Regions from separate parts of the Mus musculus genome. Here regions 1 and 3 are each linked to region 2. Evidence: chromatin loops called from intact Hi-C (ENCODE). Cell type or tissue: left cerebral cortex. All regions are shown on one strand.

The links. A loop is a pair of places that touch in the nucleus more often than their neighbours do. Peaks named below come from ENCODE experiments on the same cell type or tissue, not always from the same donor. Only the 100,000 strongest peaks of a DNase experiment are listed, where the experiment ranks them.
Region 1: it touches region 2 in a loop (2.4-fold over the local background); 2 of 42 quality-filtered maps call a loop at or near these places.
Region 3: a loop joins it to region 2, with 2.2 times the contacts of the local background. A loop is called at or near these places in 6 of 42 quality-filtered maps.

The regions. Positions count from the first base shown.
Region 1 is chr2:102,247,228-102,255,227 of GRCm38, forward strand. No RefSeq gene overlaps it. Among named protein-coding and RNA genes, the nearest start is that of Gm34268, 4.3 kb to the left of the region's middle. In left cerebral cortex, no CTCF peak of the experiment used is centred here; DNase peaks (open chromatin) are centred at 3,103, 5,651, 6,200 and 6,592; H3K27ac peaks cover 1,542 bases.
Region 2 is chr2:102,180,956-102,188,955 of GRCm38, forward strand. Ldlrad3 (low density lipoprotein receptor class A domain containing 3) reads right to left here and starts at 5,505. Exons shown (of 6, transcript NM_178886.3): 1 at 5,325-5,505. The coding sequence starts at 5,370. In left cerebral cortex, no CTCF peak of the experiment used is centred here; DNase peaks (open chromatin) are centred at 3,283, 4,326, 4,657, 5,105 and 2 more places; H3K4me3 peaks cover 2,460 bases; H3K27ac peaks cover 2,541 bases.
Region 3 is chr2:102,126,563-102,134,562 of GRCm38, forward strand. All of the region lies in intron 1 of Ldlrad3 (low density lipoprotein receptor class A domain containing 3), which reads right to left. Among named protein-coding and RNA genes, the nearest start is that of Ldlrad3, 56 kb to the right of the region's middle. In left cerebral cortex, no CTCF peak of the experiment used is centred here; DNase peaks (open chromatin) are centred at 869, 2,089 and 4,131; H3K27ac peaks cover 4,057 bases.

The DNA of each region.
Region 1 (8,000 bases), 66 kb after region 2:
GATCCTCCCCAAGTCCCTATCCATTCAACTTTGTTTTCTCTATCTCTCTAAAATAAATAAATAAATAAATAAATAAATAAATAAATAAACAAGGAACACACATAGTAAGAGCAAAGGGGAGAAAAATGCCAAATAAAACAAGATGATACAAAAGGTCTACAAAACACCATGAACTTTGCTTTATGTTGGTCAGTTCCTCATGGGCATGGGGCCTGTCCTGAACTGTGGCTGATATACCCAGTGGTTGATCCCCCATTGGAGAAAACTTATTTTCCCTTTGGCAATAGGTATCAGTTGCAGATAGCTTCTTGCTAGGGGTGGGATCTGGTGTCCACTTCCCCTCTCAGCACCGGCATTCTATGTGGTTTGAGCCTGTGCAGGCCTTGTGCATGTTGCCCCAGTCTCTGTGAGTTCACATGTACATCAGTCCTGTAGTGCCTGGAAGGCAGCATTTCCTTTGTGTCATCCATCACCTCTGGCTTTTACAACCTTTCTTCCTCCTCATCCACACAGATCCCTGAGCTCTGAGGAGAGACACTTTATGAAGGCAGCCCCCTTAGGACTGAGTGCTTCAAGGTTTCTCACTTTCAGTACATGGTCCAGTTGTGGGTCTCAATAAAGCCCCCCCCCCCCCCCATCTACTGCAGGAGAAAGCTTTTCTGACGAGGGTGCGTGGAGGCACTGATTTCAGTCTCAGCCCAATGTTGCCAATTTTTTTAATTAAAAAAAACACTGAAGCAAAACCAAAATATTTGATATTCTTTAAATTTCTAGTGAATCTTTTGTGAAGTTACAGAATGGCATAGTCAAACATGTCAAAGTGCTACCATTTTTAATTTCAATGCCTAAAAATACTCACCTGGGGACTCGTGCCAGACAGACATCTTCTTGGCCTTTTCCCATCTTCCTGAAAATTCTCTCTTTTCTCTCTTGTGCTAGATTGCTGGTTGAATCCATTTTTCTCCCTTGCTTTATCTATCTATCTATCTATCTATCTATCTGTCTGTCTGTCTGTCTGTCTGTCTGTCTTTGATTTTTTTTTTTTTTTTTGAGACAGGGTTTTTCAGCCCTGGCTGTCCTACAACTCACTCTATAGACCAGGCTGGCCTTGAACTCCAAGATCTTCCTGCCTCTGCCTGGGATTAAAGGCGTGCGCCATCACCCTCAGACTCACCCCTTCCTTCTAATGGAGCACATCCCTCAATAATACCTTTCGTAGAAAGGTACTCAGAGGTAAAACTTTGCGACCTTGCTTCTAGAACTGTCCCTATTTAATACTCCTTTCCAACTGCTGCTTAGGCACAGTATAAATTAGAAGCTCTTTTCCTTCTGCAGTGTAACACACTCTGTTGTCTCCTGTTTGGTGACATTCTGACCTGATTTCTCCCTGACAGCATTTGTAATCTTTGTTTCTGATGATCTGAAGTTTGGGACGACAGGCTTTAATGAGAGAATTTCTTTGTTACACTGGCTTTTGAAGGCTCTGTTACCCTAGAAACTTACTTCCTCTGTTAATTCTACTCCTCTCTCCCTCCCTGTCTCCCTCCCTCCCTCCCTGTCTCCCTCCCTCCCTGTCTCCCTCCCTCCTTCCTTCCCTCCCTGTTTCCCTCCCTTCCTCCTTGTCTCCCTCCCTCCCTCCCTCCCTGTCTCCCTCCTTGTCTCCCTCCCTGTCTCTCTCCCTCCTTCCCTCCTTCCCCTTCCTCCCTTTTTTCTATCCTTTTCTCCTTGCTTACTTGCTTTCTTGTATTTTTTCCTCTCACTATAGAGATTACCCTGAGGTTTTATGAATCTCAGACAAGCACACTCCTGCTCAGTTGCCTCTCTAACCTGATTGCTTAGACTTTGGATCATTCTATTAGCCACCCCATTCTCTCATCTCCCATCTCTGTGATGCTTGCATTTCTGGGAATGCTCTTACCTGTGTCGTCCTATCTAGAGACTGCTTGTTACTTCTGAGCCCGAGACATTAACTTCCTCAAGTTCTTTCTTGCTCTCTTTCATTCTTTCCGTTATCTTCTCTCTGAATGGTTACTGATGATACATTTGGGAAAAGTGCTACCCAATGTGTGTGGTCAGTGATTCCCCGTCCTCCTGCACTTCCTCTTCCTTCTGGTCATTGTCTTCATGTTATACACCTGACAGAAAACCAGGGAAGTCTCTAGGCTGCTGACTGTAAGTCTTGCAGGAGTGCCTTGCCATCAATGAGACTTGTCTATGGGTCCCGCAAATGCTCCACTTGGACCTGTTTAGAAGCCTCTTTATGGACTGATTAGCCATCTCCAAGCCCGGTCTATCATGCAGATGGGTTTAGACTATCTGTCAGCCATTGTCATTGGGCCAGTTGGTATAGGAACAGAATGTCCATGGATCCAACTTCTCCTAATACAAGCCTAGGGTTTAACAGACAAAGTCACCACCCTCAATGGTTCCCATGTCCAATGCTACAGTGGGACAGAAAGCATCTCTCTCACCCGCAGTGGAGTTTCCTGACTGTGAGGGTAAAGGTTGGAGATCAAGGGACTCTTCTATACAGAGCAAATCAACTGGCTTTAAAAGGGTTGTTTTAATTTTAAAGACATTTAAATGGAGAAAGACAATGATGGCCCACTTAAACCAAATGCATATCACGACACCCAATGATTCTGAGCACATACACACCCAGGCTCCACAAGATGTCTCACCCTGAATCCAGAACATGCTCGGTAAGCAGAAGTCCAGGACAACTTGAGTTAGTCCGAGCTCTGTGATGAGAACAGTTAAAGCTGCTTCTCAGTTGACGTCACATCCCACTACTCCAAAGTCAACTTCAACATGGCTATGGCTTTGCTTGAAGCTGGTTCCATGCTAGCAAAAGGCTGCATGCTGCCCTTCTGTGGACTGGAGGGGTAATAAACCAGCCTACTGTTTGCCTGCCACTGATGTGATGCATGTTGGATGCTAGGCTTTGTGCTAGGTGCCTCTAACCTGTGGCACATCAGATAAGGGTCCTGCACAAGCCAAGGGCTATTTTTGGGTTTATAGTCTATATCAGTAGTAGCCTCGACAGCTTGATTTTTGCAGCGTACACAGCAGAAGGTCTGGGTTTAAAACGTTCCAACAATCCTACAGGGGAGTACAGCTCCTGCAACAGATGATGTAACTGGTGCAGAGAGGTGATGCCATTTGCTGAGGTTCTCACAGTTAATAGGTATTGGTCCAGGGTCCAGGGCCCACCAGGATGTTGCTTCCTTGTGGCACTGCAAGCTCACCAGATCCCTCTGCAGGGCTGGCTTCGTGGCCACACTTCCTGCTGCCTGGTCTTCAGGGCCTCACTGTAGGGGTGTCTCCTGAACCCTTTCTTATGCATTTCTGCTTCACCACTCTCACTCTTCTGTCAGCAAAAAGTGGTCTGTAAGTTGCATGGGTTTCCCCATTGTCTTCTAATTATTACCTTTGTAGCCAGAATATAGAGGACTTTAAGGGACAAGCCCATTGGAGAAGAGTCAGAAGGGACAATATAAGGGTCAGGAGGGTGGGCTAGAAAGACACAGAGCTGTGTGAAGATCAAGGCCTGTGCTTGCTAAGCCATACCAGTCTGCAAAGTTTCTTACCCAGTCTGATAGGCGAAGAATAATGAGATAGCGGCCAAGCTTCATTGGCTTCCCCTCTGGATGAGAGCTTGGGAGCTTTTGTGCACAGGCTTTGGTGTGGACATAAAGGAGTGGATATGTGTCCATGCACTCGTGTGCATGTGCATGCTCATGCATGTGTGCACGAGTGTGAGTGTGTATGCTTATGTGATTACATGCACGTGTGTATACATGCGTGCATATGTGTATAAATGCATGCATGCATGCATGCATGTGTGTGTGTGTGTTTGTGTGTGTGTATGTGATGTTCACAATCCAGGCACTTTTCAGACTTTTATTTTTTTTTATCTCCTTTTTAATGACCACCTTTTGTAATTATTGCAATAAAAAAAAACTTCAATGAAAGTATGTATATGTGTGTGCATAAGTAGGTATGTGCGTGTGAATACAACATCCCTGGAGGCCAGAAAAGGGTATCTGATGCCCTGGAGCTGGAGCTATGCATTACCTGACATGAGTGCTAGGAACTAAACTCAGCTTCTCTTACTGCTGAATCACTTCCCCAACCCCAAATTCTTGTGATTGATTATGAAACACCTGCTTGTTTTCTAGCCAGCCACTGTGTTCAGTCTTTTATGTCATCTTGTTAATGTTTCCTGGATCCCTATGGAATAAATATTATACATCATTTCCAGGTAAGAAAACCGAGACCCTGAGAGGGGAAGTAATGCACCACATCTTATTATTTATAAACTGCAGAGCACACGTCTGAACCCAGACAGGATTCCAAACACAGCTCTCTGCAGTGTGGTCAATGAAGCAAATGTTTATTGGGAAGCTGCCACGTGCTGGGCGCCCCCTCTGACTTCTGGGAAATCATATTAAACAGAGAAGAGCATCAGGCCTTGTGGAACTTACATTCCACCACTGGGAATAGATATGCAAGTTAAATAGCAGAGTGCATCAGACATAAACAATACTCAGAGCCACGAAGGAAACAGAAGAGGAACACAGAACAACAGTTAGGAACACTCAAGCTCGGAACACTTCTGGAGCTTGGGTTGGTGCTGGGATTTGGGTGATGCTGGGGTCTGGATGGTGCTGGGATTTGGGTGATGCTGGGGTCTGGATGGTGCTGGGATTTGGGTGATGCTGGGGTCTGGATGGTGCTGGGATTTGGGTGATGCTGGGGTCTGGATGGTGCTGGGATTTGGGTGATGCTGGGGTCTGGATGGTGCTGGGATTTAGGTGATGCTGGGGTCAGGATGGTGCTAGGATTTGAGTGGTTCTGGGTTCTGGAGAGGGTTGGGCCTAGGTGATACTTTGTTATGGTTGACACCGAGATTTGAGTGGTGCTGGAATCTGGATGATGCCAAGCTTTGGGTGGCATGTGGGTTTGCATAGTGCTGGGGTCTGAGAGAGTGGTGCTGGGGTCTAGATGGTAAAGATGTTGGTGGTGCTGGCTTCTGGCAGTGCTGGAATTTGGAGTGTGGTGATATAAGAGGAGGTGGATCCATACTAAAAGGTGCATTAATATCTAAGAGACACATTCTCTTAAAAATTTTTTAAAAACCTTTATTAATCCTTTTTTTTGCATCATGCACCCCAACCCCACTCATCTCCCCATCCCTTCGTATCTGCCCTCTGCCCTTGCAACTGCACCCCAACAATCAAAACAAAGCAAAATAAATAAAGCTAGATCTCATTGCGGAAGCAGCAGTGTGTTACAGTGTGCCCCACAGTATACCCTTTTGTCCACTTCTTTCCATGCAAATGTCTATTACAATGAGTCACTGTTTTGTTTCAAGGCCTCTGGCTTCTGCTACACTATCAATATTGGATCCTCAGAGGGACTCCTCTTAGACATCCTGTTGTTCTCCTGTGTCATGAAGATCCTGCAACTTTAGATCTGCAGGATTGACCCCTTCCACACTCAAGCAGTTCGAAGATGAGGTATACGTTTGGATGGTCCAACCCAAAGCCCTGGATCTGGGCCAGGATGGTAGCTGAGTTTGTCAGCCTGCCAGCTCTCCAGCACCCACACCACTGGGGCAAAGCTCTCAGCACTGTCAACTCCTAGCTCACCCACGGTCATAGCTGGAAGGGATGGGACTGGCTCTCCTGGTCTCTGGCCACGAGGACAAATCTGAGTCACTGAGCTATTTGTTGAGAAGAGGCTATTATAAGAGTGAGCCTTTTCTGGCTTCTGATGCAGTGGTATTCTCTCCTCTGTGATCACTGTTGCCATGATGCCTTCTCATATGATATAGTGCAGCTGGGGGGGGGGGGAGTGAGGTGGGGTGGGGTGGGGGTGGGGTGGGGTTCTTGCAGACCTAGTGTCCTGGTGCTGGAACAATTTGCTACCAAATGTTCAGCAAATGAGCCTCTTTTGTTGAGTAGTACTCAGTTTTGTGTGTTTCATCATGTTAACAGAGAAAAGATTGACCGAGTGGCCGGGAGAACTCACAAGACCTTTGCATGGAGACCTCAAGGAAGGGAGGGAGCCGGCCACATTGTGATCTGAATGGGAAACATCCCAGTAGGAGAGGCAGCCAGTACAAAGGTTCTGAGGTGTGGTGGGATGGCAGGTCTATTCTGAGACAGTGGAACAGATGCCATGTGAGAGAAGGAGGGAATATCGTATTCCTTTGGCCACGAAATGAACACTGCATTAACCATGCCAGGCACGCATGGGTGACTCACCTCCAGCAGGGTAGGCTCACATCCACATTTAGGTCTCTGTAGAGCAGTGGTTCTCAACCTTCCTAAATGCTGCGTCCTTTTAATTCATTTCATTTTGTTCCTCATATCAGGGTGTCCCCCAGCCATAAGATTGTTTTCATTGCTACTTTATAACTGTAGTTTTTGCTATTGTTATGAATCATAATGTAAATAGGATATGCAGGGTAGCTGATTTGTGACCCCCGTGAAAGAGTTGTTTTGACACCCCAAAGGGGTTGCAACACACAAGTTGAGAACTGCTGCTCTAAAACCTGCAGAGAGTAAAGGCTGGGTTCTGTTAAGGAAGGAGTGAGGGGACCTGCCTACCTAAGCTGAAAGAGCAGCCTGTGAGGTTCGTGGGTGTGATTGATGAGTGGGCAACTTTACATATCCTCAGAATATGTAACCCTGAAGTCCTCCCAAGTGCCACCATGCTCATTGCTCTCTTCTTTCCTAATGGAACCAAAAGAGGAACCTGCCTAACTCTTAAGGCTGTGAATTCAAGGACCTTGCTCCTCCCTCAATGCTGGTTTGTGAGGAGTTCACCTAAGAGCTGCTCCCCTCTCACACCTGACAGGTGAAGATGTAGACCCCTCTGTGAACCCCAGTCTGAGCTGGAGAAATGGCTCCTGTGTAGCCTTGATTCCAGAGACAATCCAAGTTTGGAGTTTGGAAGTCTTAAGGAAATCAGGCTCAACCCAAAGGAAATCAGATGCAGGGAACAACACAAATTGAATTTTCGGAGGAAATTGCTTTTTGCTTCTCCCGTCTAGCACCCTTTGATTCAATTCTTGAGACTGTATATAAGTTAGTTATAAACAATCAACTTGGTATTTTCCACTTGTTAATCAATAAATATTAAATATTAAAGAATTCAATTTGGGAATGTCTGCCGGCCTGGGTGACAGGGTTCCAGAAGGCTAGTTATGTCTCTGCTGCCTTCTTGGGTTCCCTCTCCTAAACTGCAATGGTGATACAGTGGGAATTCCATTCCTTGAATTTGAGGATTGGGTTTCTTCCAAATGACAGCCATCTCCATGATGACCATCTGTCTATGAGGTGGCCCTGCCTATCAATCAGGTCCAATAGGCAACTATGTGGCCATTTAAATTTCCTCATATAAATAATTTGACCCCAAATCTTGAGGGCTTTGTAGCAGGAGCTAAAGATGAAGGCACAGAGGTAGAGGGGAGGCAGATAGCTAAAGCATGATGAGAAGAGAATGAAAGGGTCTAAGGGGATAGCTCAGTTGGAAAAGTACTTGCCTTATAAGCACGAGGCCCAAGGACACAAGTTCAAATCTCAGAACCCACAGAAGAATAGCCAGGCATGCATGTTTAGAATCTCAGTGCCAGGTAGACTCTTAGTGTTCTATCCAATGAGAGACACTGTCTCAAAGCGAAGGATGGATGGCACCTGAGAGTGCCTTCTGGGACATGCTCACATGAATGTGCACACACAAAAAGAGCAAGAGAGGGCCCCAAGCACACCATTCATCTTTGGAACTTTTTTTTTCTTTACATCCCAAAGCTTTTATCTCCTAATGTGTGACTTCATATAAGGACAGGAGGGAAACAGGAGGAAGAGGAAAAGGCAGAGGAAAGGATGGGGAGGAGAGAGAGGAGAAGAGCTCAGGGTCAAATTCAATAAGGTCATATCACTCCCGTTGGAAATGTCATGAGGATGGGGTAGGACAGTGTATACCTGGAG
Region 2 (8,000 bases):
ACTCCAATATCATTGACACTAAGAAATGTCTCTGAGGCACCAATGGCAGAAAGGGCTGCTGTCATGCCCCAGATCATAGAAAGATCAGCAAACTCAGATTCGCTCATAGATCCTTTTGTTCTCCATTGGCAAATGGCAAGTTGTGCCTAGTTTCGTACTCCTAAGCACAACACAGTAATGGTGTGTGCAGGCTCTGAGACCACACTACTGGACACATGAATGTGGCTTAAGAATAATTTTCTCGTTACTCAAAAGACAAGAAGGAAATGGGTAGCTGCATGCTTGAGAAACCAGAGCTCCTCAGTAGAGAAGGCTTTCAAAGAGGACATGGATAAGACAAATGTGCCTGGACGGAAGCCCCGCATTCCCTTTTGGGAACCTACTTTCTTCATCCTGCAGATTCAAGCATCAAAGGAGGCAGGAGTTCACCAGTTATATGGCTCATCTGAGGAGAAGAGGAAGGAAAAGACCTCAAGGAAGTCTGGAGACCAAAGAAAAGGACGGCTGTGGGGGAAGAGTCTTAAAGGAACTTCAGTGTATAAAGCCACACAGAATGGAACTCTAAAGGGACTTTAAAGTATACAGCAAAAACTTCAGGAAACCACCTAGCCATGAGCATAGATAATTTCCCAGCAATATGCAGAACTGTCCCAAGTTGTACAGGCTTTTGATACTGGAGAAGGACTCATGGAGAGGGAAGGAAGCTGAGAACCACAGCTCTATGGAGTGGAGGGAGGGGACTTTCAGTTTAAGATTTCAACATTTCTCAAGACAAAAAAACCAGGCAAGACGCTCTCCTTCAGCCTGCAGGCTCTGAGCACAGGAACAGCCCAAGCTTAACACTCATGGAGCCAGGTAGCTTTTGGTGTCAACTACCGCCTCTCTGTGACCAGCTTTACTGGCAGATGTCTCTCCCGGGGAGCTGAAGCTGCAATCAAAAGTTCCAAGTGTTTTTCCTACAGCATGAGGGGAAAGTGAGAGGGAAGAGGTCCGCACCAAGGACGTGTTAGTTAAGGGTGTATTTTTACATCTTTGAACTTGGGTGGATTCAGATGCCTAGAGGCAAGTAGGATGAAGTAGAATGTAATCCAGCAAAGATCTTTAGGGTGGGCAGGAACAATGCTCAACAGGAAGAGCTGGAAGGCTGGCACCCAGCTAACTACACGGGAGCGTTTCAAGTTGGTAGGAACCAGAGAGATGACCGATTATTACCATACATGGGGCAGTCTATACAACAAACGACTAATTCACTCTAAAATGTCAGTGGCTCTAAAGGCCAAGAAACCCTAGACTAGACTAACCTCACTCCTGGAAGCAGCAATGGGAACCTGCACAGTCCTAATTTTCTTCAATGAGCAGTTACAGCAACTCTAGAGTCTTCTCATTCTGGTGAGCAATATTAAACACCTAGCAAATGATATGACCAGCAAATGTTGCAATTTCAAAGTACATGGGCCACCCTCCCAGCAAAAAGAATAGAGAATTCTCTCCTTAGCAGCCGAGAGAGTAGATTATTCACAGTCATTCCAATGCAAGAAAGGTGCAGCCTTTAAAACACTTTGTTGGTCACTGGGTAGAAGACATCTCAAAGAAAGAGAGGAAAGATAAAGGAAGGAAGGAAGGAAGGAAGGAAGGAAGGAAGGAAGGAAGGAAGGAAGGAAGGGAGGGAGGGAGGGAGGGAGGGAGGGAGGGAACTCAACAGCCATAAGCATATTTGTCCCTGAAAGTATCCCATAATTAATACAACTCCAACCCTCTAAGATGTGTACATAGCACATCTTCTCATTTACATTTATACAAAATGATAAACATATAAGAAAAGTTAGAAACACAAATATAAAGCCCGACCAGTAAGCACCCTAAGGTTGGTACTACTGAGATCAGCAGTAGTGTCTGGCCTAGAGTGTCTTCTTGTCAAGATTCTCACCTTCATGCATGGGAGAGGTGAGGTTACTGAGACTACCCTACATCTCCACATAAAGACTGAGATTTATTGGAACTATTCTCCATGAACACTTGTGAGCTCTTCAGGGACCACTGAGTTCTGGGTGTTATCCATAAAATGAACAGATTTGAAGAAGTAAACGGCGGCCATGGGCAAACTCTGCGGTGGTTGTTTTAAAATCACAAAAGTCTCTGGCAGAACAGACCCGGTAGCAATTTCCATCAAGCCGGTATTAGCAAGAGAAGCCAGGAAAGGGTTCTGAGAAAAGCCTGGGTTAGAATCTAGGTTCCATTGACACCACGGTGCCCTGGAGAGCCATCAGTCTCTTGGGAACCACGGAATGACATGCTGCCTGCTCCTTGCTACCTGAGCTCTGGAAAAAGTGGAGAAGGTCAGCTGTTTTCAGTGGCAAGATGGACATCTCAAGTAGTGACTTGGGTCACACATCCTGGAGTCCCCTAACCTCCCTATGCAAAAGGACAAGGCTTTTTTATACAGTATCATCAAATCGCATAATTTCCTGATCCAAAATTCTCAACTGTTTCAGAACTGTTGGACTTAAGAATGCCCCACTTAGCCACGGGCACTTCCCTAGCTAGAGTGAAGCCCTCCTTTATTCCCAACATCACAGGAATAGGGTGGGTGGGTCCTGTAATCTCAGTACTTGAGCAAGTTTCAGGAAGATAGCCTCAACTACATATCTAGCTCAAGGATAATAGTTAGAGGCCAGCCTGGGTTACAGAAACTCTTCATCAATAAACCAAAACAGAAACAGCAACAGCCAAACAGCGGTGGCAACACACAAGCCCACTACTAACTTAACCCTGCATAGGGTAGGGTTTAAGACCAGGAATTAACCAACTTGCCATCTACCATTCAAATCTCCATCTGCTTCCTCCTCCACAGAAATTAAATGCTCGATCTAGTGGGCTATCAGGAAAACCAAAAACCAAAACAAAAGCCACCTCACACCCCAGGAGGGAGCCCCAAAGACAATCCTTTGAAGATGAAAAGGAACAAGGTGTGTTTATTTGTACTTCTGAGCAGTCTCATCTACCCCGTTGGGTGGGGCTAGGCTAGGCTAGGCTAGGCTAGACTACTTGCAACTACTCAACTAGTTAAAAAAAAATAAACAAAACCCACCCACAGCTCAGGCCGAGAAGCAGATTCTTCAAGAAGAAAGGTTAATAGGCACACTGCTTCTAGTAGGAGGAAGGGAAACCAAGCCTCTTCCCTGAGATGTTCAGGGGTCTTACCAAAAGCTAGCCAGAGAAGGAGAGGATGCAGCAACCAACCACTCATTTTCACACCCGCTTTAGAATTATCTAAAGACTCACACACTTAAGCCCACCACGTGCAGCATCCAGGTGCCAGAAAATGGGGCATCAGACAACGTGATGTAACTCTGAAGTGATCTGCGCTGCCAGACAGGATACATGAGAAAATAGTAACAGCCACAATCTTAAAGGCCCAAGTCTTGGACTTAATACTCAACTCAGAGCCCAGGTTTCCTCTACAGGAAACCTTCCAAAGTCCTGGGCTCTACAACCTCTCTGGTATTAGCAACTTCTCAGGGAAGGATTGAGGACTAGGAAGGGAGATGTTGGCTCAACAACCAACCCTTGTTTCCTACAACACTTGGTTCAAGACATAGTTCACACTTAAAAGATGATCCTTAGTGTAACAGGGAAAGGCTTCAAGCCACCTAAAGGTCCTAAAGCAAGTTCAGTAATCCAAAGCCACAGCTAACTTCAGCCAAGGAACACTGGCGGTCCCTCCCCTACCCCAACTATGGCTCACGGTGACTACTGCACTTCCTTGCTCTATGGTATACGTCCACAGGCATATTAAATAACCATTGCTGAAAGGGAGAAACATATAATTTTTTGTGAACTCAACTCATGCGACCCAGTACAACAAGAAGATGTGATAATTAGTGTCCACTGGTCCTAAGCAGAGAACACACAGAGGAGCCAGCTGGGGTGTTACCAAGGGACATGCCATTGCTATGTGAATTAAATGTGTGAATCCGGGCAGATCTTCATGTCTGAGATGCCCTGGAACTGAGCCTGCTCTAACAACCTCCAAATAACTTGCACCTGCTTATAGCTGCCTAATTCACTTTGCCCTCCCTTCCTTCTCCACAACCCCCTCCCCCCAATCCCCATAACTCCAGACAAACAGAACACAAACCCTCAGTCTTGGTTTTAAAAAAAACCTACAGCAGCCACAGGAGCCTAACCCCTCACTGGAAACTGAGCAAGCCCACAAGACATTTAAATGGAGTCTCAGAGGAGTGGGGATGATGGGGGAGGGGGAGGTCCCGCTGGCCAGTCATTTGAGAGGATGCACAGGACTTGCAACTTCTAGGAAGGGAGGGTTGCTGGACATCTGCAAGGGGTAGCTCAGAAAGGTTTTGACTTCCCTCACAACAAACACAACGCAGCAGCCAAGTTTTCTGGAAGTATTTGGAAAAATCCGACATAAATTAGACGTGTGAATGATACGGCCACAGAGCATGAAATCTTCAGTAAAGAAAGTTCTGTGAGCATCAGCTGCCCAGAAATAAGCATCAGGGGCCAAGGGCGGGCAGAGCTGTGGAGGGGCTGCTGACAGCTGTGGCCAGCGGGCAGAGGCAGAGGGGAAGGGCTCCAAGCTGGAATTCGGAGCGTGCCCACATCAGCAGAAAAGTTCCTGGGAACAGCACTCTGTCTGGGAGGGACCCTGCGGGTCTCAGGATGCACGCGCTCTGAGATGCAGGGACCAACGGCCGTTAGAGGAAGCCCCGGTCCTCTTTTCCTTCCCTGCTCCCTGAAGGTTAAGGCATCTTCGACAGACGACAGAAGTAAAAGATCTGCTCCCAGGATGAACGAATGATTTCCATGTCCATTCCCTACTGCATCTCGCTATTCCCAAACCAGACACGGTCCAGGGAAGAAGAGAAAGGAAGCTGGGATGCAGATGCGGGGAGAGCGTAGATGGGAAACTGAGGCAGAAAAGTGTATGTTAAAGGCTGAGGGAATCCGGGAAGACCCGAAATCAAGAGTGGAGTCCTCTCCTTTCCCTCCTCGGTTCCCAGCACACAGAGCCACACTCGAACTACGCCCAATCCGGGCGGCCGCCCGGCTCTAGGGAGCCGGCGCCGCACAAAGCTCCGCCCGCGCACACACACGACAACAGCACCCGGTGCGCCGGCCCACACAATAGCGCGGCGCGCGCCCCGCCGCGGCCCCTCGCGGGGTCCCGGCCAGCCCGGCGCCGAGGTCCGCCCTTCGCGCACACCCACGCCCGCAGCCCAGGCCCGCGCGCGGAGCAGGGACGATCGAGGCAGCCCCCGCGCCCGGCGCTCGGTGAAGCGCGTCACGCGCCCCCCACTCACCCGCAGTGCTGCTCAGCAGCAGGCACAGCGGCCCCAGCAGCCACATGGCGCGGCCGCCGCTCCGCTGCCCAGCGACGTTGCTGCCCCGCGGCCTCGGTCAGACCCCGCCTCTCGGCGCCGGCCACGCCCTCTCGCCGGCCCAGCCACGCCCCCGCCCTCCCAGGCCAGAGAGCTCAGCCAAGTTCTGCACGCTCACAGTTGAATGTGGCCGCCTGAGCTCTCCTCCACGGTCCAGGTTACAAAGGTCCGGCGGATCCAGTTTTTGCTGCCTCAGGGGTCAAATTGCGAGGAATTCTTAACTGCCCCGGCTCTTCTCTCGGCCGGTTTCCCTTTCTTCCTGCATCCTGCGGGGATGAGAGAGTCACCATCTCCCCAGAGCCTAGATGGAAGAAAAAAGTTTGAAGAACCGGTTCTTAGGAGAAAACTTTTTTTCATTGTTGACAGTGAAATACGACCGTTGCTTCTCAAACTCCAAAATGTATCAGGCAGGCTTGGCGACCCCGTTATAAAGCTCACTTCCACTCAACAGGTCTGCATTTCTAATAAACTGGGGGGGGTGATTCTCAGGATGGTAGTTCCTGGAGCCACTGGAGGAGCAGAGAAGACATTTCATCCTGAGATCTAAGAACACTGAGGAGAGTTTTAAATCCCCAAAACTTTATGCATTTTCCATTGTTTGGGCATTATACACTGTTTTTTAAGGAAAGCCTATTATCATGGAGCTGAGGAAATGACTTAGCAGTTGAGAGCAATTGACCTTCTCTGGTTAGACCTTCAAATGAGCCCCCAGCCCCAGAGGAAGCCATGATTGCCTTAAGTCCATGTGCTCCTCTAAGCTGCATCTAGGTTACTAACCAAAAGACTGAGTGCATTCACTGGGTTATTGCTTTCACCAAAAAGTCTTTTGTTACAAGGCGATAACATTACTATTCATGGCATTACAGCAAACACTGACCAGAACAGCTGAATCTCACTTAGCATCCTCCAGAAAGCTGCAGGAGGATGGCACTAGTCTGCTTCAGGCATGGCACTCTCATGGTCACACTTTACCTTTACAACAACCTCTGAAGACAGACAGTAATGTTTCTGTGACACAAATGAAGTCTCTGAGGCTCAAAAAAAAGAAAAAAAAAAAAAGAAAAGAAAGGAAGGAAGGAAGGGAAAACATTCTCAACAGCCACACATCGTTACTTACCACCGTGAACAAGCCCAGTTCAGAAGACCATAAGACACAGAACTTATCTGCAGCTTCAAAGATGATGTGGCCACTGGATCTGAGCTATGATCATGGAAATGCTCAATAAACAAAAGTTAATTTCAGCGTTTAATACAATTCTACTCCCAGGAAAAGATTTCTGGGTTGCAGCTCCCACTCCCCAAAGCCACTGAGCCTGAGAGTTTTCCCTGCTGGAAATTAAAGTCATTCTTTAGCTGTTGCTGAGTGTGTGTGTGTGTGTGTGTGTGTGTGGTGCATGCATGTGGGTATGTGAGCGTAGTGTGGTGTGCGAGTGTATGTGTGTGAGTGTGTGTGTAAGTATGTGTGTGTGAGAGAATGTGTGTAAGCATGTGTGTATTGTGAGAGAGAGAGAGAGTGTGTGTGCATGTGTGTGTGGAGAGAGAGTGAGAAAACACATGTGTTTAAATTGTCAAGCTAACACTGCTGGGAAATGACTTCTTGTAATTCACATTTAATGTAGTCATAGGATTTCAGGAGAGAAATTGTCTTATGTCTGTTAACAAATATTTTGCACTATCCAAAATGATAGAAATTTTACCTTCCACTTTTTAAAAAATTATATATTTATATATATATATATACATACATACATGTGTATATATATTGTATTATATCTATATATGTGCGTGTATGTATATATATGTATATATGTATATATATATCTTCAGACACACCAGAAGAGGGCATCAGATCCCATTACAGATGATAGGGAGCCACATGTGGTTGCTGGGAACTGATCTCAGGACCTCTGAAAGAGCAGTCAGTGCTCTTATCTGATGAGCCATCTCTCCACCCCAGCCCCTTACCCTTCCCTTTGTATGACTCGAAATTTGTTATTTATTTTATATTGCTCCTTGAATGAAGTTGTATGTCCCCTTAACAATGTAATTTCTCACACCTGTGGCCAGTCCTGAAACCAAAGAACAAGTACAGGAGTAGGGGCAGTAACCTGCAGTTTATCAAGAGAATAACCCCTTGCACAGTTTTGTCATAGATATATTTCTACTTTTTCTTTCCTTAGGAGTTTAGGGATTCATTATGAGTGCAGGGTATAGTAAAGGTTTCTATTGCTGGGTTAAATCTCATGACGAAAAGCAGCTTAGGGAGGGAAAGATTTACTTCCGTTTGGTCATCTTGATCACAGCCCATCATGAAGGGGCAGGAGCTGAAGCAGAGGCCTTGGTGGATCTCTGCTCGTGCTTGCCTCCTCCTCGTGGCTTGCTCAGAGCTTCTTTACAGCTCAGGACCACTTGCCTGGAAGTGGCATGCCACACACCCACACCTCACAGCATCGACTACCCACATCAAGTAATCAAAAGCAAAATGGCACTACAGACTTGCCTACAGCAATCTGAAGGAGGCATTCTCTCAACAGAGAGTCCCTCTTCCAAATGACTCTTGCTTGTGTCTAGTTGACATAAAACTAACCAATAGTGTAT
Region 3 (8,000 bases), 54 kb before region 2:
CTGGTCTATGTGCAAAGTTCTGCTACACTGGGCCACCTGGATCAGTCTTTCCTTCTACGGTTCCACCCACCCACCCCCGATATACCTCCAGTTCCCCCGAGGACCTTCATACACCCTTGGAAGCAGCTTCCTCCACCCACCCTTCAACAGTCTCGGGGTTCTGCTTCCTTTAGCACAATCAACAGATGGCTTCCATGAATAAGCCACTTTGTTCTCTTAGTGGGTTTGACCTCCAAGGCAAAACCCCAACTTGGTACCTCAGTGTCTGGCTAAGCTGTTCCCCTGACAAATCCATCCAGTACCCAAGTTTCACAGTTTCATCCCTTGGCACCAAACAGATTTGCTTTGCAGCATCTGTTGACCATATCTAAAACAGAACCCTAGTTCTCTCTAAGCTTGCTCCTCCTGCCATCCAACGCTGTCGGGTCAGCACATGGTCTTTCTACTCCTTCCTCTCTAACCGTGCCTCCCACAACCCTAGAACAGATTTTTCCCTCATTACTGGCAAACCTCCCCGGCATGTCTTAGCCTGTTCTAATCTGAACCCTAGGACAAACCTCACCACTCCATCCAATGTTTGCAACAGTCCCACAGTTTCCATCCCCTAAAGGGTAAGGCTGGGAGACTCTGGGGTCAATGCAGGACCTCCTTGTGTGTTGCAGGTATCGCACCTTTCCAAACACTCCCTCCCTGGTCTCCCAGGCCAGTTTGCATACCCACCCAGTCCTCCCAGCGTGTGCGAGCATCTGTGGCTTCGCATACCATAGTGCTCCGTAAACGGCTGCTGTTCAGCTGCCCCCTCAGCACCACAAGCAGCCTCTATACAACAGAAAGGCCTGTGTCCTAATGTAACTCCGGGCTCAGAGAGAAAGTTTAAAGGAGTTGGGGATGTGGGAGAGGGACGGATGAATGTGAGAGTGGGTGGATGGAAATACTGCCAGTTGCTTCCTTGTACTATATTATAAAAAGCATGCCATCAAACATCTTGTGGATTATTCCCTAAGGTGAGGCCGAGTTCCACATTTGTATGTAGTTTAAGATTTATGGAATTCAAAATTAAAAAAAAAGTCCTCATGCTTGAATATTGTAATAACTTGATTTGAACTTGATTACTAAGAAAAAATTCATATTATTAATCTATCTCCTGAGAAGTTCATAGATCCTGAGATTTTCTACAAAACAGGCTCTACCTCTAGATCAGCTTAAGTGCAAACTTCAAGGCTCAAAGTCAAAGATCAGAGGCGGCCCAAAGTTAGCAGGTGAGAGCTTGTCTCCAGAGCTCCTGGCACAAAGGCATTCAGAGTGATGTGAGCTGTCAGTATTACCAGACACGGCTATCCAGAGCAAATTCACCCTTCGGTGAACGCCCATTCTCACAAAGCCAGCTCACAGAAGTCAAGGTCAGCTCCTGTGCTGGGAAGACAAGCCAGGCCCACACATGTCCAACCAATGACACAACCCTGAGAGTGAGCCCTGTGTTTCCATGAGCCTTGGATCATGACAGTCCCTCGGCTAAGTCTGCAGGCCCATCCATAGAGAGGCCAATACCCTGTCCCCATGGGAAATCCCCGACCATCAGCACCCTACCCTTGGCCGGTATTTGTTTCTCTCTGTATCTAGGGAGTAGTGACAGCTGCAGACCAGTGGCATTTGGGGCTGGGACTCTCATGGAGAGCAAAACAGCAAGCCTTTGCTACTGGAGGTGATGAGGGCGGTCTGGCAGAAATGAAGTATGAAATCAGGAGCTGGCCTTTGTCATCCACTGCTATAGCAGTGTTGGGACTGGGTTCCCAACTAGCCCAGTTTTGTTCAGCCCTGCATCCACTTAGCTGGGAAGGAGCTTAGGCCATTTACCAGTATGGACACCAGTATGGACGGTGGGAACTCTTCACATGCTCCTGGACGTGACAAGGAAACTTGCCACGAGAGTTAAGGGAACAGGATGACATGAAGAAAGCCAAGAGAATCAGGACGCACACTGACGCAGAGCCGCGTGCAGTCTGAACACTTCTCCCTAAACCTCTCATTGAGTCAGTGTGCCTTGATGCTAACTAACCACGTGGAGGGCCACGGTTTTTAAGGGATTGGGTCTCACTGCTCCCTCTCGGTAATCGGCTCCAGCGGGCTCCAGCCGCAGCCTGGCACAGCTCACTATCCACCTCACATCACAGTCCACTCCGTGCTGCAAGCTGATAATGCATTTACAGACAGCCAGGACGCTGCAGCCAAAAAGGAAAATTTTCACCTAATTAAATAAAAACAAAGCAGAAAACCAAAGCCTTCAACTAGTGCCAGAAAGAAGGGCAACTTGATCTTTTATAGAACTTTTCAAGGCAGGAATGCCAACATTTTTTTTTCAAAGGCATTTAAAAAAAAAAAAAAACCAGTAAGCAAACTGCAAACGAACCAGAAGAACATGAGTGATGGGAATGAATGACCAAGGTACTGATGGGAGACGACTGATAGCAAACGAAAAGGCTGAGGCCTGGGGAGAGTTGCTCAGTGTTAGTGTGCTGGCCGGGTAAGTGTTAGGACAGAGTCTGGATCCCAGAACCTAAGAAAGCGCCAGGTGAACATGTGGCCTTCCTGCAATTCCCACCTCAGAAAGCAGAGATAGGGGACTCTCCGGAGCAAGCTGGTTTGCAAGACTTGCCGTAACTGTGAGTTCTGTGTTTCAGTGAGAGATTCAACTTCAATACAAGAAGGAGGAGCACTGGAGGATAATTCCTGACATCAACCTTGGGCCTCTGCTTGCATGTGTATGCACACGCACGTACTACGCACTCACATGGGCAAGGTGAGGCGGGGGAGGACAAAGAGCCACAGTCTCACATACAGTTAAACAGAGCCATATAAAGCTGTCACTCTTTAAACAAAGTAATGATCTATGTAACAGGGATTGACATGGGTGTGAGGAAACTGGTTTTGGCACACCACTGGTGGGAATAGGGCTGACTGACTGGCCAAGCTGCCTGGGCCACAAGACAAGGGAATAGGATCCAATGGCATCCACCCAGTCCTTCTCCCTCCCCTTCCACACCTAGACATCTCTCCCTGGGGAAACATTTGGGCAGACAGAAGCACACAGAAGATGGTGTTCGCTTCCTTCTTCCTCACAGCATCAAAACTTGTTTCTTTACCAAGACAAGGGTGGTGGCAGCCAATCACAAAGCATTCCTAACATGGAGCAGACTTTAGAAGGACCTGGAAGCCTGGACACAGCAACTTGGGACAATGTCTATAATATGGTCAAAGGGGAGAAAGCAATTTACCAGACAATACGTTGCGCACAGGCCCAGTCTGGTAGTCTCTGCCTGGTAGTCTCTAACAATGTGTTTTAACACAAATGTAGCTTGACTGACACTAAAATCATCAAGGTCTAGAACAATGACTGTGGAGAAGTCCTTGAGGGCCCTCAGGATGTGCGCAGATCCTTCACTGCATCCAGTTTTCAAAAGTGATTCCTTAACATGTCAACATAGGGAATAGATCTGGAGGACAAAGAAGAGCATCCAAGATGATCAAGGGGAGGCCAAACAGCATGGTTCATACCAAAGCTGGGAACAGGGATGTCAAGAAACAAAAGTCAAAAGGAAAGGGTCACCCAATTTATTAAATTACAAAAAATTAAAAAAAAAAACAACAATTCTTAAAATCTGAGAAACTCAGGAAGTTGGAAGAAAAGGTATTTGCCATAGCTATAGAACTCCCAATCCCAATATTGACTTAAGCTACAAAGGGAACGCAGCAGGGACTCACTGGGTGGAGGCTATGGATGGCTCTTCCTTAGTCAGCTATGAAAGGGAGAGCTCATGAACTCCCCCTTGGCCTCAGGTGCCCCACCCTCTTGCCAGCTCCACCCCTAACAAGAGCCTCACCCCTTGGTGCCTGAGGTAAGACTTAGCCGAGGTGGGACAGTGAGATGGGAACACAGAACAGTGAGTCTTATTAAAGCGTATAAATTTAATCTGTCCTGCGTGGGGAATGCAGAACGTCTCTCCAAGCCTTCCTGGCACTCCCTGTAAGCCCACAATTATAGCCTGCTCTGGACTCCTGTTTCCAGGGCACTGGGTCTTCCAGGTGGCCTCGGGCCATGATTCCTGCTGGAAGACAGAAGAGCTCATTCAAGGGCGCCTGGAGCAAGGATGCCAGAGCCTGGAGCCCAAGGCTGCTGAGGTGTGTGCTTGCCAAGATGGGTTGTCCTCGAAACCCAAGTGGGTGGAGGGTCATCCCACAATTGGCCTTCTGGAAATGGGGATGGAAATGAGAGCCTTCTAACATGGAATGAAAAGAGGTATTCTTGCCCATTCAGCAGCAGAGAGAAAATTTATCTGTGGTGTTGGAAGTTGGGACAGTGGTGGATGTAAGCATGGTGTGGGGCTCCCTGAGGTGTTACGGTGTTGGGTGCTCTAGTTCTTGATCTGGACCTGGCCCCAAGACGTGTTTACTTCTTGAAAATGTACAGAGATCTGCATTTGACCACTCCGGACAGCCAATGCAGGCCAAGTTTCTAAAACAATATTTACTTGAGAAAATAAATAAATAAAGGCACACATTGTTTGACTGGTACAGCTGACTCTCAGACAAGGTCTCCGTCACTCCCAGTTGACAGCCTCCTTCCTTACATCTACAGCCTGAGCCACTGTCAGTCCACACAGTCCAAGTCACACCATGTCACATGCCACAGCTCATGATGTGTGGATCCGGTGGGAACGGGCAGCTTGTCGAGAGGAATGGCATGTTCAGGATTTATTTTTAATCGATTCGCTCATTTTTCCTAACACTCAAAGCAGGCTGACTCTGAACACCAAAATGGCATCAGCCACACCCTGATAAACCCCAAGCATGCCGACATCTCAAGCCTGGCCCAAGGCCCCAGGTCCACTGAAGCAAGCTGAACCAAACTACAGAGGACATTCAGAAAGGTCAAGGGTGGGTGTGTTCCATCTCATTCCAAATGAACCCAAGGCACAGATGTGGATGCCACTCTTAGAGGTGAGCGCCATCTCAAGTTACAACCAAGCTCAGGCCTCAAGCCCTCTTGGGGTGATGCTTGGCTATTCTAAATCTTATATGGGCTACACTGAACTTTTCCATGGGGTAAATTTGGAAGTTCTCCTTCTGTTACATAAAGATTTTTGTTGTTGTTGTCTTTGGCAAACACACACCAAAAAGAAAAATAAAAAGCAAGGTTTATAGAGAACTACACAGAGAGAAAGGCAGTCTGGAACGGTTTATAGTCAGTGAACCCACAGACTGGGCAAACAGTCCCTGATTCTGCCCGAGGCCCAGTCAGAAGTCTAATAAGGCTTTGCTCATTCTCTCTTGTCACAATAACTCCTTCAAAAAGGCAGTGTCAAGCTGTCACTGCTGCCCAGAGGCTCAAGGACAGAAGCTTCAACTCCAGGAGGAGCCTGAGCTCAGAGGGCAGGCAGGCTTGCAGATCCGAGGCACCTGTGTCAAAGGAGGGAGGGAGGAGATGAAGAAGGCTGCCCAAGCAAGAGAGCCTTGTGACAGCCTACAGGTACCACTCATTCCTCCCAGCCACTGCTGCTCCTGGACATGACAGAGGCCATCACTGATTTGCCTTGACGACGTAACAACAGACCAGTGAAGAGAGAATGGGTGCCTAACACTATTCATCATTATTCAGCAGAGAAGCCCCTATCCCTACCCTAAGGGATGTATTCCAGAAGACCTGGAAAAGAGTTGTGACTACAGAGTGTACCAAACCCCGCAGTACCACAGCAGCATGTCCAGTAATCCAGACGTGCTGTGGCGCATGCCTTTGATCCAGCCTGTGGGTAGCAGAAGCGGGCAGATCTCTAAGAGATCAAAGCCAGGCTAGTCTAACATAGAAAGTTCCAGGCCAGCAATGGATTCATAATGAGGTTCTGTGTGCAACAAACACACACAGCCCAGAAGGCTGGCTGCTACAGTTTGAGACCAGACATAATAGTCTACATCGGATTTCCAACTGGGCACACCTCACAGGGGCACACGCAGAGAAGGACTTTCTAGCACCTTCTGAATCGCCTAGAAAATTCCCAATTGTTGTGAAGTCCTTCCCCAGGTATTGTCTCAACCCAGGGAGACTGCTACTCACTCCACCCGTGTGTCCAGGCTATCATTTTCCCCTCGAACCAATTCGTCTGTTCCCCCAAAACATGTCTCACTTCCCTAAATACCCTGTGCCTCCAGGAAGGTTCTTCGCCCCCTACTATAGACTGTTAGACTGTTGATATTTACTAAGGCAGCATGGATATCATCACGTTACTCAAAAGACAGCTACCATTCAGACTCAGGAGCTGTTTGCTTCTGGAATTTTCTGGGTGACTTTCTCAGACTTCAGTTGACTGTAGGCAACAGAAAGTAATTCTGTGGATAAAGGAGACTGTGGTACACAGCCCTCCCTCTCTTCTCTCCATCTCTCCCTTTCTCTGTCTCTACCCTTCCCCCTTTCAGATCAGCTTCTGTGTTCCCACAAAACAAACAACCTCTGTTCAAACTTCAGCCAGGAGCCACTCAATCTCCACCCACCTCCCCCACCCCAGTAAAAATCCCGACGTGAGTAAACACGGAAAGGCCACTCAAAGCTCAGCTTCCTCCCGCAGGGAGGAGGCAAGGTGTGGGTGGAAAAAGCACCTCAGACCACACTCCTCCAGTCCCAGAGTCCCAGGGCACAGTCCAGCTGCAGTCTCAGGTCCACAAAGCACACGGGGAGAGCCTTAAGGGAGAAGGTACCAGTACAGGCCTTTTAACTGTGTTCAATGAAGGCGTGGTGCCCCACCCCCACCCCACCTTGGCCACCTCTCCAGCAATACCCCTCTGTACTAGACTACTCCAACCTGTGGGGTAAGCATTCAGGCTCCACCATCAGTCCCTCGGCTACTGAGCAGAAGGAAAAGGGGAGTAGATTTTGTAAAACATCACAGGAAGAGCCAGCCATGCACATCTCCTGGTGTCCCCATTAACGAGCGAGCGAGGCCTGCTTCCTAGGAAGGAGTAGGGTACACTTTGCTGTCACCAAACTTCCACTGTGAATCAGGCTCACTACTGTAAGGACAAAATAAGAAAACTGGGAAACACCGAGAAAATAGTATTCTTCAGAATTTCCCCTGCAAATAAATAAGAACAATATTTTTCTCTTTAATGAGAGCTGGCATAATCATTTGGGTAAGATGATTTATACATAATTTATGTCTAATGGATTTTCTGGGGTTTTTTAAATTTTTCAAAACTAGCAAGTAACTTCAGAACGGCAGTGGAAAAATTAGAACGTAAACATTGCCTGAATTCCCCCATCCTTTGCCTGCAAGTACCAGGGTTTGTATTCTTCCTATTTTTTTTAATCTAGTTTTTGTTTTGTTTTTTAGTTTCCAGATCCTCAGAGGTTCACATCCTGAAGTGAAGATCTATCACCAAGGGTTGCCAGCCTCTAACAGCTTTAGAATAAAGACTGAACGCAATCTAGGTTGACTAATTAAAATCAATAGTAAGTACCATGTTCAAGGGCAGTGGTAACGAAAAGGCGCTATTACACCTTTCTAATTAAAAACAACTGTGGCTAGTGCCCAAGTACTTGTGCCACAACTAGGCAGCCAGGCTGCGGCTGCAATACCACACCACAAGGATGCCAGTGAAACACTCAAGGATCTACCGGAAGCACACGGATGTGGACCACCTTGGGTGACCCTCTAAGTCACTGACTGTGTTTTAGAATACATATTCATTCAATGAACTCACTTATTAGCCTCCACCCTCGCAAGGGATTTTTCTGGAAACCTAAAAGGTTACCCAGGAGGGAACCCAGGAAAAAGCGCAAGAAACACCTGACCAGTGGAGTCCCAAGCGTTCATAAGTGTCGGGAGGCCTAAGTGACACAGAAAAGAGAACCACAAGAAATAGCGGAGTCACTAAGGAGGGAGACATTTACTCCAGAGGACCTCGCACTGACTGCTTCATGGAACAGTTTGCAGCCTGCCTGGCTTTGTAGGTTG